Linked DNA regions of Homo sapiens: region 2 is linked to region 1. A link is a loop called in an ENCODE intact Hi-C map of the cell type or tissue named here. Cell type or tissue: gastrocnemius medialis. All regions are shown on one strand. Region 1 overlaps RALGDS (ral guanine nucleotide dissociation stimulator). Region 2 overlaps GTF3C5 (general transcription factor IIIC subunit 5).

Region 1 (2,500 bases):
GTGAGGGGACTCATCCCAGTCTCAGGGCCAGTCAGCAGCAGGGTAGGATTCCAGGGCCAGCCTCCCTGACTCCCTGAGCCCAGGCTCAGCCCTGAAGCTTCTGAGCCCCAAGGCAGCTGCCCCTACCACCCTTGGCCAGGCCCTTACTCGCTCCAGCGCTTGACAATGGCTGTGTTCTTCTTGGTCCTGAGGGTGTTGCTGGCTGACTCGGATGGGGGCTCCAGCTCGCACGACAGGTTGTAGCTATGAGCAGAGGGGCAGTGGTGTGACAACCAGGGGCCATGCTCCGGCCTTCCCCCAGCACCTGCCCAGAAGCTGGAGTCGGGGTGCCCCGGCCATCCTCAGGCAACAGGGGCTGAGGCTGACCATGGGTCATAGCTGCTGGCCCTCTGGAGCTGGCCCCCTAGGACAGCCTGCCCCCACTGTCCCCATTTGCTGCCCCGGCCTCACCTCTCAGTCTCGCTGAGCCGCTCCACGGCCCGGAACCAGGCCCCAAATTGCTCATCTGGCGCGATGCTGTAGTTGTTGCAGGCCGACTGCAGCAGCTTGATCTGGGCGATCACCTCGAACTCCTGGGGCCAGAGGGAAGCACAGGGCGGTGACAAGGCCCCCCGGGCAGCACAGGGGCCAGTCTCTGGGTCTTTGTTCTTGGGGTCCCTTCCTCCCCTCTACTCCCATCCAGGCCTTCCTGTTCTCAAAGTTGGGCTCAGCCACTCCCCAGGAGGTGGTCCTGGATTATAACCTCCTACCCTCACCCTCCAGTGGGAGGGGACCCCCTTCTCTCTGTGTCCAAATGTCCCATGTCCCATGAATCTAAGGAGAGGGTAGGAGTTGAAATGTCCTACCCTGGTGGGTCTGTTTTCCACCCCTCCCCAAGTCAGGGCTGCCTGCAGCTGCTTACCTTCCTCCTCTTCTCAAAGTTGATGAGTCTGCCCTGGAAGGTGGACACCCAATGGCCGTCAGAAAGTGACCCCTTGACCATTACAGTCTCCCCACCTCATGCTGCACTATCAAGAGTGCCCACCAGGGGGCAGGGCACGCACACCCCTGGATTGAAGCCGGTGCTGGGCACCAGGGCAAGGGGACATGCGGGCAGAGGCTTGGGGACTTCTTGTCCAGCACTCTCGGAGGACAATGGACTGAGGCCTTGGGTGAGAAGGCCCTGCTCAGCCACCACGTGCCGCCTGACCGCTGAGGGCCTGGCTTCCCTCTGTGCTCAGGGTCACTGCCTGAGGGATGGGCTGTGTCCCACTCAGCCAAACCCTGCTGCAGCTCTGTGTTTGGGCAGCCCTGGGGTGTCACCAGCAGGGCACTGAGCTGTTTACTCATTGCTGGGACAGGTGTGGCAGCCCAGCCCCCAGGGCTCAGGGAAGGTCTCTCCTCCCGGGCCCTACTCCAGCCCCGCCCGGCACACTCACATACAGATAGTCCTTCATGGCAGTGTCCAGCATCACCAGGTCGGTGAGGAACGTGCCCAGGTAGGGAACGGTGCCCTGGATGATGCCCTGTGACATTGGGGTAGGAGGATGAGCAAGGCCCCTCCCCTGAAGGCTTTCTCAGCCCCCAGCCCCAACTGGTCTCACTTGGAACAGCTGGGGGACCTCTGGGGGCCTCCTGGGGCCCACTGTCTCCCTGGACCCCAGACTCCCTCTAGCCATCTCCCTGGCTGGCATCTGGGAAATGCCAGGTTCCCAAGTCGTGTGGCCCCTGGCCCTCCCCAGCCCCACACCCGCCTGAGCCGGCTCTGCCAGGCCTGTCCTTTCGTGGCTGCAGCTGGTCTTCCCAGATACCAGCTGATCCAGGTGTGGCTCTGCTAGGGTCCAGAGGAGGCTACCTCTAATGGGGCCCATAGGCACCGTGGCTAGAGAGGAAAGGGCCCTCCTCCCTACCCCCAGGCCAGCCCCCTGCCCCTCCGCGGCCTTGGGCACTCTCACCGTCTCCTTCGGCCGTTTCTGGGCTCTCTTGGGGTTCATCTCCAGGGTGGCAAACTTGGAGGTGCCCTCCTGCCAGGGTAGAGGACAGGGTCAGCAAGGCCCTATCCCCTCAGCCCTCAGGCACCCTGACCTGGGGTGCTGCCAGTGTGGTCGGGTTCCAGGGCTGACCCTGTATCAATACTCACTAGTGTGGGGTCCTGGGCCGGTGGCCTGGCCTTCCTGAGCCTGCCTCCCCCTCTGGAAAGTGCGGATGAGAACTCCGCCTGCTGCATGGTGCGGTGGCTCACGCCTGTAATCCCAGCATTTTGGAAGGCCAAGGCAGGTGGATCACTTGAGGTCAGGAGTTTAAGACCAGCCTGGCCAACACAGTGAAACCCCATCTCTACTAAAAAATACAAAAATTACCTGGGTTGGTGGTGCACACCTATAATCCCAGCTACTTGGGAAGCTGAGGCAGGAGAATCCCTTGAACCCAGGAGGTGGGGATTGCAGTGAGCCGAGATCACGCCATTGCACTCCAGCCTGGGAGACAGAGCGAGACTCCTTCTCTAAACAAATAAAAAAAC
Region 2 (2,500 bases), 62 kb before region 1:
TCTTTTATATTATTCTCTTGATTTATGGCTTTGACAGAATCCTTACTCTCGCTAACCTCAGGGATTATTACAGTGTGAGCACTTTGGGAAGGGACCTTCCTTACTCATTCACTCTTCTCATGTTTCTTGAGCACCTCCCCTGTGCCAGGCCTACGTTTGGGTTCATTCCCGCCCCATCGGGACTCAGAGGTGTGTGTTTTATGAGGAGGAGATTCCTGAGAACCAAGTCTTCTTCATTCTCTCCCGAGATAGTTCCTGATCACTTCCTAAGGGACAGACCCTGTCCTGGGTGTTGGGAACCAGCTCACTAGCACGTAGGTGACCTTGTCCCAGTTCACGTTGTTGGTGCTTTCATATGCACACATCCAGTGCTCGTTGTGACCCAGCATTGGGCAAGTATTCATTCATATGTACGTGGCACATATTGAATGTCTACCATGAGTTAGGCACCAGGAGCTGTGCTTTATAGATATTTAATCATAACAGTCGTATGACATAGATGCTATTCTTGGGGTTTTTAAGGAGAGGGACCAAAAAGAGTGTTGGTATTCAGTTTCATGTGCTTGGAAAGCTAGAGGTAACAGCAAGTCAGAGCCCAAATGGTTGTTACTGATTGATTTAATCTCATTTGGACCTCGAAACATTTGCATATGAGACTAAATACCAAGACCCTTTATGGTGGGTAGTTGTTAGAGTAGGTAACCCTAGACAAGCCACTCCACCCCGCACCAAGCCTGAGTTACCTCCAAGATTGTGGGTGGCAAGCCACCCAGGTGCTGAGGCAAGAGACCGAGGGCATGAGCTGTTCCAGTATAATAAAATACATAAAACAACAAGTTATACTAGATCTAGATCATAGACATGATTATATATGAATATCATTAATCATTAGTTTGTAGGAATTACTCTTTATTCCAATATTATAATAATCCTCGCTCTATAATCATAACCTAAGAAAAACCAGGTCATACAGAGATAGGAGCTGAGGGGACATGGTGAGAAGTGACCAGAAGACAAGAGTGCGAGCCTTCTGTTATGCCCAGACTGGGCCACCAGAGGGCTCCTTGGTCTAGCAGTAACGCCAGTGTCTGGGAAGACGCCTCTTGCCAAGCGGACCATGGTCTAGCGGTAGCATCAGTGTCAAGGAAAAACACCCGCTACTTAGCAGACCTGCAAAGGGAGTCTCCCTTTCCCTGGGGGAGTTTGGAGAAGACTCTACTCCTCCACCTCTTGTGGAGGGCCTGACATCAGTCAGACCTGCCCGCAGTTATCCGGGGGACTGTCTCCCTGTGATGCTGTGCTTCAGTGGTCACGCTCCTAGTCCACCTTCATGTTCCGTCCTGTACGCCTGGCTCTGCCTTTTAGATAGCAGTAGTAAATTAGTGAAAGTACTAAAAGTCTCTGATATGCAGAAGTAATGGCATAAGCTGTCTCTCTCTCTCCCTCTCTGTCTGCCTCGGCTGCCAGGCAGGTAAGGGCCCCCTGTCCAGTGGACACATAACCCACGTGACCTTACCTATCATTGGAGATGACTCACACTCTTTACCCTGCCCCTTTTGCTTTGTATCCAGTAAATAACAGTGCAGCCAGACATTTGGGGCCACTACCGGTCCCCGCATTTTGGTGGTAGTGGTCCCCCGGGCCCAGCTGTCTTTTCTTTTATGTCTTTGTCTTGTGTCTTTATTTCTGCAGTCTCGTCTCCACACACAGGGAGAAAAACCCACCGACCCTGTGGGGCTGGTCCCTACAAAGATAAGGGTGATAGTATCTCCCCTCAAGTGTTGCCAGAAGGACCAACTAATGCCCCACACCGAGCAGGCACTTGATGGATGATGGCATTTACTTAGAAGGAAGGAGACGATTCTCATTTTTTCCACCAGATAAAAACTAAGATACATGGGTTTAAAAAATGGGCCTTTTGGGAATTAAGGGCCCAGAATGAAACATGAGCCTCCTGGCCTTTCCTGGATCACCGTCAGGCTTTTATTGAGAGAGGAGCAGCTCCCCACTGGCTGCTTGGCTTGTCATTGCTTCACTCTGTCTCCTTTGGCCTTGCCACAGATCTACGCAGACCCCACCAAGAGGCTGGAGCTGTACTTCCGGCCCAAGGACCCATACTGCCACCCAGTGTGCGCCAACCGCTTCAGTACCAGCAGCCTGCTGCTCCGCATCAGGAAGAGAACGAGGCGGCAGAAAGGGGTGCTGGGCACTGAGGCCCACTCCGAGGTCACATTTGACATGGAGATCCTTGGCATCATCTCCACCATTTACAAATTTCAGGGTAACTGAAATCTGCTCTTGCAATGTCTGGTTATTTCAGGGCTGGCCATCCTAGCTGCCTGCAGGAGCTGTGTGGGTCATCTGCACCAGTGGAGGGGGCCAGGATATGCCCAGGGGCTGTGGGGACACAGCAGGGCACAGGCCCCATCCAGGAGGCAGCCTTTCTTCCCTCCAGCCAACAGTTCCCCAGAGACTGCAGGTTCATTGCTGCCCAATCTTC

The links. Peaks named below come from ENCODE experiments on the same cell type or tissue, not always from the same donor. Only the 100,000 strongest peaks of a DNase experiment are listed, where the experiment ranks them.
Region 2: it touches region 1 in a loop (3.0-fold over the local background); 27 of 110 quality-filtered maps call a loop at or near these places.

Annotation. Positions count from the first base shown.
Region 1 is chr9:133,102,329-133,104,828 of GRCh38, forward strand. It overlaps RALGDS (ral guanine nucleotide dissociation stimulator), which reads right to left. Exons shown (of 18, transcript NM_006266.4): 10 at 1,935-2,003; 11 at 1,419-1,505; 12 at 902-934; 13 at 451-572; 14 at 148-243. Among named protein-coding and RNA genes, the nearest start is that of RALGDS, 18 kb to the right of the region's middle. RefSeq lists an enhancer at 1-73. In gastrocnemius medialis, CTCF peaks have their summits at 1,026 (motif pointing right) and 1,236; DNase peaks (open chromatin) are centred at 1,083, 1,413 and 2,043; H3K27ac peaks cover 1,528 bases.
Region 2 is chr9:133,040,026-133,042,525 of GRCh38, forward strand. It overlaps GTF3C5 (general transcription factor IIIC subunit 5), which reads left to right. Exons shown (of 11, transcript NM_012087.4): 2 at 2,062-2,281. Among named protein-coding and RNA genes, the nearest start is that of GTF3C5, 10 kb to the left of the region's middle. In gastrocnemius medialis, a CTCF peak has its summit at 1,041 (motif pointing right); a DNase peak (open chromatin) is centred at 1,076; H3K27ac peaks cover 763 bases.